2 separate regions of the Homo sapiens genome follow, and region 2 is linked to region 1. The links are chromatin contacts, found by Hi-C or POLR2A ChIA-PET in ENCODE. All regions are on one chromosome and are shown on one strand. Each heading gives the region's core, a stretch centred on a gene start or an enhancer-like site at or near the end of the contact. The rest is flanking DNA. Distances are from core to core; before and after follow the strand shown. Region 1 has its middle 36 kb from the start of UBE2G2. Region 2 overlaps LINC01547 (long intergenic non-protein coding RNA 1547).

Region 1 (4,877 bases), core at 1,642-4,141:
TCACTAAGCATTCTTTTTAATGGGTAAGAACTCTAATGTGATACTGAGTTGGGGTCCCCAAGACCACCCAGGGCGGCGATTCTCCAGGAGGACAGAGGCCATGCAGGTCACGGTAGTCACGGCTGTGATTTCCCACAGGGAGGACACTGAGCAAAATCGGCCAAGGGAAAGGTTCCTGGGGCCGAGTCCAGGGGCACCATGCTCAGCTTTGGAGGCCTCTCCTGGGGTGGGGGTCACGCAGGATGCGCCTCACTCCCCTGCAAGCAGCTGGGACTCTGCGTGTGCGATGTTGGGGATGCCCTGCCTGGTGATGTACCCGGGGGCTGGTCACGTGAGCAGCTTCTGCCTGGGCTGCGCTACAATTCCAGACTCTCAGCAGGGATGTGAGTGTTCTGCCTAAACCACCTTGTACAAATAGCACAGGCCCAGTGAGGCGGGGTTCAGGGAGCCCCTCGGAAATCCCAGTTCCCAGACGCCAGCCAAGGGCCAGCCCGGCCAGCGGGCCTCAGGACGGCCGTCCCCACTGTATGGACCCTTTCTGCGCAGATAACCTTGGGGGTTGACAGTGATTTTTACCATTTCATTTGCTCTGTGTTTCTGGGTTTTGTCTGCTGGCACTGGTTTGCCACAGTTGTTTGCCTGTCTGGCTGAGTGCCGTCCTTGCTTTTCCCATGCAACTGTCTGCTTCCTGGGATGGGGAGGGCTGCTGGGGTGGCCAGGGAAGCTCTAGGGTCTCATCTTCTGGGTGTTGGGGCTTTTCACCCTTCCTGGGGGTTAGCGGCCCCAGTTCACTGCTTGGGCCACAGCAAGGGTGGCGTCCACAGCTCTGACTCTCACTTCTGGGATTGCTGCACCTGCTGGGGCTTCTCCAGTCCAGTCTCTGTGTAGATGAGGTTGCTAATTTTTCAGAGGAGTGCTGTTCTGTACCAGTTTCTTCATAGGATATGGAACTGCTCCAGCTGCACAGAAAGGCACCCCAGGGCAGCCCCAGCTTCCCTCCCCTGGGCGTGCCTTGCACCGTGGCCCCCTGAGCTGACAAGGTTTCTGCAGGCTGGAATTTGTGCTGGAGGCGAGGGCCCTGGGGATGCTACCTGGACACAAGGAGGGGACAGGAAACAGGTACAAAAATTCGGGGCTGCCAAGGGGCAGTGAACACACTAAGGACAGGTGGATTCTGGAAACCCTGCCCTGGAGGGGACCGCGGGGCCGCTTGGGGTGGGGGCAGGGTTTGGAGAGGGGCTGTGAACAAAGCCAGCCCCTCTGGGTGTTGGCCTGGGGCCTGGACCCTGGGCTGGGGGGGGCACCCTGGGAGGAGGTCTCGTCGTGCTGATGTGGCGTGGTGGCCCCATCTGGGAGGGAATGCTGTTGGGCCCAGGTCCTGGCTGAGCCCTGTGGAAGCTGGAGGTGTTCAGCTCCTCAGATCTGTCCAGGTTGTGACCCGTTGTCACGAGAGCCTGGCTTTGTTGAGGGGACAAAGCAAGGTGAACCTCCCTGCAGAGGCAGGAAACACCAGCTTCCTCCCCCAAACCCCGGCACCACTCAGCCAGCCATAGCCTGTACCCCCTCACCATCCCAGACACACCTTCCAGGCCTCAACACCCACCGAACCCACCCACTGGGCAGTGCCAACTGTCTGGTACCCCGAGGCAGGTCTGGTGCCCCCGAGGCAGCTGGCCCATGCCCTTCGTCATCCCCTGGTGAACATCTGTAACCCCTGCCCTTGGCCTCACCCCGTTGAATGTCCCAGCCCTGCCCTCTGCTGGGTGGGCGTACTGGTTCGGGGATCCCATAGGAGCGTCAGGGAGATGGGGCTCTCCACCTTTGTGCCCCTCCTGTGCCCCCGTTCCCATGCCTGGACTGTGAGCGCTGCTGGCTGTGTGGAACCTGACCTCCAGGGCCCGAGCTCTGACACCAGAAGTGGGCAAGTCCTCACACGTCCGGGCATCTTCCCCTCTGAAGGCTGTGAACCCAGCCATGAGATGTCCGAGGGCGTGCTCTGAGGAGTTGAGGTGGGGGAGGTGAGGTCATTTGCCAAAGCCCCAGCCAAGAAATGGTCCTCGCCGTGCCCCGATGCATCGCTGAATCTGCAAGGCCCCCCACCCTCCAGGACTGTGGCCCCTCTGCCTCCATGGGGTGCGGTTGGTGGCATGAGGCCCACTGCACCCTCCTATGCAGTGTCCACCTAGACCCAGGGGCCTGCTGGGCAGCCTCCACTGCTCCACCTTCCCCCGCTTCAGGTGCTGGCCTTTGCGACACAGCCACCTCATGTCTCTTCTCGCACCCTGGTCTGGTCCTCTCAGTCCCCCCACCATCAGGCTTATTAGCCCACCTGCTGCACTTGGCAAAGCCTCACCTTCCACTCGGGGCCAGGAGACACCAGGGCCCGGCCCTCAGCACCCTCCCTTACATGCCTGGAAGTTCCTCTGTCCACCAGCTCAGTGGGGAAGTGCTCTGGACACCCCAGCCACTTTCCTTCTGCTCCAGACTCCAGATTTTCCTCCCCCTGCAGTGGCCATGCATGTTGTCTGCCTCCCACAAGTGTGGCCCTGCGGCCCTGCCCCCAGCTGGGTGGTGCACTGGTCAGGTGACTCACTCCCCTACATCCTTATCAGAACCCCCCGGGGGCTGGGGTGAAGATCGGCCAGCCTGGTAGCTGGCAGTGCTGTTGCTCTAAGTTGCTTGTCATAGGGATAACAAGAACGCATCCTGTGGCTTTCTTTTTTGAGTACAATTTCATGAGAGGCTAGGATGGCAAAGTGAAAGGAACTGGTTTTTCAGGTGTGTAAGTACAGAGCATTCAGCCCCATCTCTGTGGTCGGGAGATGATGCAGGGCCCTATCTCCGGTTTAGGCTTTGCAGTGGCACCCTGTCGTGTGACTGGGTGGGGCTGGGTGCCTTTGTGTGGGGACCACAGACCTGAAAGCTGCTCCTGGCATTGCCAGGAGTGTTGTCTGGGGCTTGCCAAATAGGCATGGGCAGAGTTGGCGTGGGGTGGCGGGGGGGTCGGAGGGAGGGCAGGATGTGTTCTGTGGTCCTGCCCTGTGGGCAGAGGCTGACGTGGGGCATCCCCACTGCTGCCTGGTCAGTGGCTGTGGGTGAGCTGTGGGCCTGGCAGCTGAAGGTGGCTCTGGCCAGCCTGCTGGGGCTTGGCCTTCCTCAGACCCCAGCAGCTGTATGACCTGGGCTAGCGAGGGAAGCTGTCTAGGTCTTTGTTTTCTGGTCTGGGAATGGGTTTGATGGCAGTCACATCCCAGCCCTGAGTGGTGGTGAGGATTAAAGACCATGTGTGCAAAGCACAGAGAACACGGAGTAGCTCGGGAGACAGCAGCCCTCCCTGTGGTGGGCGTGTCCAGGAGGCCACCCCCGCCCACCTCTCGGGGCAGGATCTCCTGTCTCGGTCCCTCCCAGCCCAGCGCATGTCTGAGCTGTGGTCAGGAAATCTTGTCCTCAGCTGTGCCCCTTGCCCCGGTCAGCTCTTCAGGTGGCAGTGGGCACATGTGTGCCAGGAGGGAAGGGGGCATCGTCCTCACAAGGGTGACATGGGGCCACCTCCAGGGCACAGCCACGGGGCCACCTGAGACTTGGCAGCAGTCAGCAACATGGCTCCTGGATGCCTTCCCACCCAGGCCTGTCCGAAGGAGAGCTCCTCCAATGTGGGGTGGATGGAGCCGCACCCTGGGTGGCATCCCTCCAGGAGGTCACCCACTGAGAGTCCTGGGCCTAGCTGCTCACCCTCCCACCGCAGGGCCAGGTCCCTACCAGGCGGCCACCATCTCGGATCCTCAACATTCCAGTCTGAGTCTGAAGAGAACTTTCAGATCAGAGCACGAGTTCCATGGGCCTGGGGCGGCATGTGCTGGGTGTGTGGGTGCCCCGAGTGCGCCAGGTGTCCCGGGTGCCCCAGTTGTGCCAGTTGTGCTGGATGCCCGGGTATGCTGGGTGCCCTGGGTGTGTAGGTGCCCCAGGTGTGCAGGGTGTCCTGGGTGTGCTGGATGCCCCGGGTGTGTAGGTGCCCCGGGTGTGCTGGGTGCCTGGGTGTGCCGGGTGCCTGGGTGTGCCGGGTGTCCCGGGTGTGCTGGATGCCCGGGTGTGCTGGGTGCCCGGGTGTGCTGGGTGCCTGGGTGTGCAGGGTGCCTGGGTGTGCCGGGTGTCCCGGGTGTGCTGGATGCCCGGGTGTGCTGGGTGCCCGGGTGTGCTGGGTGCCTGGGTGTGCAGGGTGTTCTGAGTGTGTAGATGCCCCGGGTGTGCTGGATGCCCGGGTGTGCTGGGTGCCTGGGTGTGCAGGGTGCCCCGGTTGTGTAGGTGCCCCGGGTGTGTAGGTGCCCCAGGTGTGCTGGGTGTCCTGGGTGTGCAGGGTGCCTGGGTGTGCTGGGTGCCCGGATGTGCAGGGTGCCCCAGGTGTGTAGGTGCCCCGGGTGTGTAGGTGCCCCGGGTGTGTAGGTGCCCCGGGTGTGCTGGGTGTCCTGGGTGTGCAGGGTGCCTGAGTGTGCTGGGTGCCTGGGTGTGCAGGGTGCCCCGGGTGTGCTGGGTGTCCCGGGTGTGCAGGGTGTCCCGGGTGTGCAGGGTGCCTGGGTGTGCTGGGTGCCCGGGTGTGCTGGGTGTCCCAGGTGTGCTCGGTGCCTGGGTGTGCTGGGTGCTTGGGTGTGTAGGTGCCCCAGGTGTGTAGGTGCCCCAGGTGTGTAGGTGCCCCGGGTGTGCTGGGTGCCTGGGTGTGCTGGGTGTCCTGGGTGTGCTGGGTGTCCGGGTGTGGTGGGTACCCCAGGTGTGCTGGGTGCCTGTCCCTTGGACGTCCCATGACAGGCACATCCCTGCTGGGCAGGGAGCATGTTGGACACCTGCCATGGCCCCAGCCTCTGTGCGGGGCACTCCTGTTTGCT
Region 2 (4,323 bases), core at 1,658-4,157, 170 kb before region 1:
GGCCTCTGCTGGACAGAAGCTCTGAGTCCACACTTGGCCCCCAGGCGCTGGAGCTGGTAGGTGACATGTTGCACTCTTATTTGGGATTCTGCTACCTCTTTCTGTTCAACAAGTGAAGCCTCAGAATGCAGAGAGGGGGCTAGGAGAGGCCCCTGCAGACATGCTGGGCCTCATGGGGCCTCACAGCTGTCCAGAGCCAAACCATGCGGTGCTGCTCTGCTCCAGCCATGGCCAGTGGTGAAAGGGACAGAGGGAATCACTGATGCCTGCAAGGATGCTCTGACCCCTCAGGAAGGCTGCCCAGGTGCCCACCTTCAGGGAGACCCACAGATGCCCCATGCTGGGGGGGCACAGTATGAGTGGCTGAATCCTTGCAGAGCCAGTGCTAGGCTTGGACCCCTGCAGATGCAGGGGGTGCCCCAGGGAGGGTCTCCATGGACTCAGAGCCTGCCTCTGCCCTGGACTGTCTCCTGCTCCTGCTCTCTCCTCTCTGCCCCTGGAGTGGTGTGTGCTGGCTCTAGGTCAGTAGGAGGCTTCATTCAGAAATGCCTTTCAGCATGCTGCCCAGACCACGTCTCTGTTTCAGGAGCACTGCCACGAGAGGGGATGCTGCCGTGGCTGCGCCAGCTTCAGCCCTTTCCCTGCACCGAGATGTCCCAGTGAGCGGCTGGGTGCTCACAGTTCCCGTTGGGCCATCAGAGGAAGATCAAAGATCAACCCTCCCCCATGGGCTCCTGCCTGCCTGCCAGGTGGGTTTCCTGCCTGTCTCCCAGCCCCCAAGAGCTCCACGGACTCTGCCAGTAGCTGCTTTAAAGGAGGGAGGGAGTTTTCTGATCCTCTGGACATCCCTGGGGCTGGAGCTATGGGCTGAGCCATAGGAGAGCCAGCCCAGCTCCCTGGGGGTTGGGGGCTGTGTCTCTCCATCCCTTAGTAAAAATACAGCAACTCCCAACTCAAAGTCAAGGGTCAATAGTCACAAAACCTTGGTGCAGCCTGGAACAGGCATAGAGGTCTCAGCAGAGCTGCCCAAGGACAAGACCTAAGATCCAGCAGGGAACTATGTAGTCACCCCGAGAGGCCCAGCTCTCTCCGTGAGCTCTGGGCCTAGGGTGGGGGTGGTTGTTGGTTCTGCGCGCACTGTTCCCCCTACATGATGGGTCCATCCCAGTTGGCTTCTCTCACTCGCTTCCTCCTGTGGAGAAGCCTGTCCAGGTGTCACTGCCTCCAGGAAGCTGTCTCTGATTTCTCCAGTTGAACAGTGAGATTTGCCACACCTCACATGCATCGCTCTTGTCCCTGGAATTGTAACCATAGGTTTTCCTGTCTCCTGGAGGACAAGGATGAGGGCTTTCCACTTGAGTCTCCCTGGTGGAGCCCAGCTCCTGACATACCTGGTAAAAGTTCTCAAGAGAAGAACATGGAGGAGGAATGTGGATAACAACCCTGGCTGCCTGTGTGTTCCAAGCTAGGAAGATGTAATGTCCCCACAAACGGGGTAAATGGCTTGCCTGCGTCACAGCTGTCTCAAGCCCAGGCCCTGGGTGCCAGCCCAAGCCCAAGGACTAGGTCCAGAGCCACACAGCGCCAGGCCACATCCGCCTCACCTGGGACCTTTTGTGGGGTACAGTCTCCGGCCCCACCCAGACCTGCTGAAGGAGAGACCCCATGGCAAGGACTCAGCCACCTGCAGTTTCATAAGCCCCCAGTGGGTTCCTAGGCATGAAGACCACCGGTTAGAGGCTGAACTGGCAGGAACCTGTCTCCAGCCCCTTCTCACCCCAGCCGGGCCCTGCCTCAGAGGCAGCACCCAGGACGTGGCCATGACCCGTGGACTCCACTCAATCCCTCTTCTCCAGGAGCCATGCAAAGTGTCAGCCAGCCAGGCCCCTGGAAGGCAGTCATCACCTCTTAAGGCATTGCGGGTGTCGGTCCTGCAACTGCCAGGTGCAGCACACGACCCATGTCCGGTGTTCGATAGCAGGGAGCCATGACCTGGCAACGATTCCACGCTCAAAGGGGCACCCGGGGGGCCCTGGGTCGGGGCGGATCAGCTTTCCCTGGGCACATCTGCCTCATTCCAGATCTCCAGGGCTCATGTCTGTGACAGGGAGGGAAGGCTCTGCCCTGGCCTTCCGTCAGCTCTGCCAGTGCAGGCTGGGCAGCCTGGGCTTTAGAGCTGGCTTCTGCCCACACTTTCTCCGTGAAAGGAAAACAACTATGAGTCTGCCAAACGCATCTCAGATGCGTTTTAAAAAATTCTGGTCCCCGCTCTCTGTCCCATCATCTGCCTCGGGGACTTCCTCTCTCCGTGGTTCTCACCCCATACTCTGTCACTGCCACATTTTCACCTGGGCCTGGCCTTTGTCTCCACCTGAAACTCCTGAAAATCTTGAAATGGATTTCTAGGTCACTGGGGACTCCGGCAGCACATTCGGCTTCAGAATAAAGGGCGCCCGCGGTCCCCCAGCACCTGCCCAAGCCACACCCCTAGCTTCCCTCCCTATCCCTGCAGCCTGAGGGTCCCTTCAGCCACCCCTAAGTCCCCACCTGGGCTCCTGCCCCGCCCCTGGCTAGCAGCGCCTTCTCCACCGGGGCCCCTCTGCTCACAGAGCCCCCTCACCTCCCTGGGGATGAGGGGCCAGGCCATGACCCTGAAAGCCTAGCCCTGGCCTTGACCTCCCAGGAGCGCCCTCCCCGCCCTCTCCCGGCCCCGGCCCCGTCCTCTGCTGCTGGCCTCTGGGTCGTGCCCCGCAGACTGAGCTGCGCTTGGGGGTCCTGGCGGCCTGGGCCGTCCCGCACCGAACCCAGGCGGTCGGAGCCCGGCGGGGAGGCGCGAGGTCCTTCTGGGGGCTCCTCCGACGCCTGAGGGCGCTGCTTCCCCGCGGCCGCCCCGGGTTTCTGCGGAGCCGGGGCCTCCGCTCTCGGGAGACCCGGTGAGACCCCCGGGGAGGCCGCTGGGGAGGCGCGGGCTCTGCTCCCGGGTCCCAAATGCACCGGCTGCCCCTCAGGAGGGACGGCGACCTCCACCCACGGCGCTGGCGCCCGCACGGCCGCTCCTCCCGCTCCCGCAGCCTGGACGCCTCCCGAGGCCGCCCCGCCGGGCCCCACGCGCGGCCCCATCCGCAGGCCAGGACTGCCTTCCCGGAGCTGGCGGCCCCCAGCCTGGAGGAGCCGGCCCCAGACGCCCTCCCAGCCCTCCCCAGCCCACTCTGGCCCCGCAGCCCCCGCCTGGTCCGAGTGCGGGTCTCTGGCCCCGGCCTTTCCCGGGGAAGGAAAGCTCCCTTCACGCGCCCCAGGGAGGCGGCCAGGCTCGGAGCGTGGAATCCCTGCCCGCCGCGGACCGCAGGTTTTGGGCAAGCTCTGGCCTTCCTGAGCCTCAGTTTCCCCATCTCTATAATGGGGACGGCAGGGGTTTTTCTGAGGACCCCCAGGAAAAGCTCCAGGAAGCGCCTACTCACAGCGCGTGCTCAGTGGTGGCCCCGGAGCTGGCAGGGAGCAAACGCAACGGAATACGGCCGGGGTCGGGCGGTGGGGGTCTGGGTCGGGGTCAGGGTGGGGGTCGGATCGTGGTGTCCGCGGCGGGGGAGGCTCCGCGCACCGGCTGAGCAGCTCCGGACAGCGGGTGAGGGAAGGCGGCTTCCTCCTGCTTCGAGACCCATCCTCGTGCCCAGGGGAGCGCCTCAGGGAAGGAGGAGCCACGTTCCAGGGCACCTGGCTGGGACCTGCCGCAGCCTCTGCGCGCAGCGGGCTCCATCCCCCGGGCCACGGATTGGGAGACTGAGGCAGGCGCGAAGCCCGCCGCCCAGCCTCCGCTAGGGAGACCCCGGCCACCTCCAGGCAGTTTTCCTGAAGCCCGGGGCCAGGAGAAGGTGAGCGGCTGCCCGTCGGGGGTCGCCTGCGCCGGGTGGATGCGGCGGCACTTGGGTGCGGTGGGCTCCCAACCTCACTGTCCGACCAAAGGATCGCCCCGGCTGGGCGGGGACCTGGCGCGCCTAGGCCGGGAGGGGACAGCTGGTTTCGGGCGGCCTCTGCCCCAGTGACCTGTAGACTTTGGCTTTGGTTCAGGGACGTCTGGGGTTAAAAATGATCGTTTGGGTTCCCGCAGTACTGTTCGCGGTCTGAGCATCTCCACAACGCGCACATTCCCATAATGAATTTCCGAGAACCGGCACGCGTGCCTCCCCTCTTGGCTCCTGGGACTGCGAGGCCGGATCCAATCTGTGCGCCTCTGTGCGCAGGGACGGCTGATGGCCCGGTTCCGCCTGTCCGTGCCCCAGGATGCTACAGGAAGCTCAGATGCAAACTCTTTGGGGCTGTGAGTTC

What was found. Hi-C counts contacts between places; a loop is a spot of excess contacts on that map. ChIA-PET counts read pairs that join two places held with the same protein, here RNA polymerase II (POLR2A). Pooled maps may share reads with other maps.
Region 2: a loop to region 1 is called in a pooled map, with 2.8 times the contacts of the local background. The contact joins two enhancer-like sites. A Hi-C loop is called at or near these places in 1 of 168 maps with a recorded cell type or tissue (A673) and 3 of 50 pooled maps. POLR2A ChIA-PET finds 5 or more read pairs at or near these places in 6 of 52 experiments (A673, Caco-2, PC-3 and 3 more).

Annotation. Positions count from the first base shown.
Region 1 is chr21:44,763,510-44,768,386 of GRCh38, reverse strand. No RefSeq gene overlaps it. Among named protein-coding and RNA genes, the nearest start is that of UBE2G2, 36 kb to the left of the region's middle. RefSeq lists enhancers at 1,204-1,967, 1,968-2,731, 3,416-3,981. Within about 2 kb of position 2,891, at least 3 of the 41 ENCODE cell types and tissues checked have a DNase peak (open chromatin) inside an H3K27ac peak, as active enhancers do.
Region 2 is chr21:44,931,360-44,935,682 of GRCh38, reverse strand. LINC01547 (long intergenic non-protein coding RNA 1547) reads left to right here. Exons shown (of 4, transcript NR_027128.1): 2 at 1-56; 3 at 587-749; 4 at 1,315-2,399. Among named protein-coding and RNA genes, the nearest start is that of LINC01547, 6.4 kb to the left of the region's middle. RefSeq lists a silencer at 2,753-3,122 and an enhancer at 3,452-4,323. Within about 2 kb of position 2,907, at least 7 of the 41 ENCODE cell types and tissues checked have a DNase peak (open chromatin) inside an H3K27ac peak, as active enhancers do.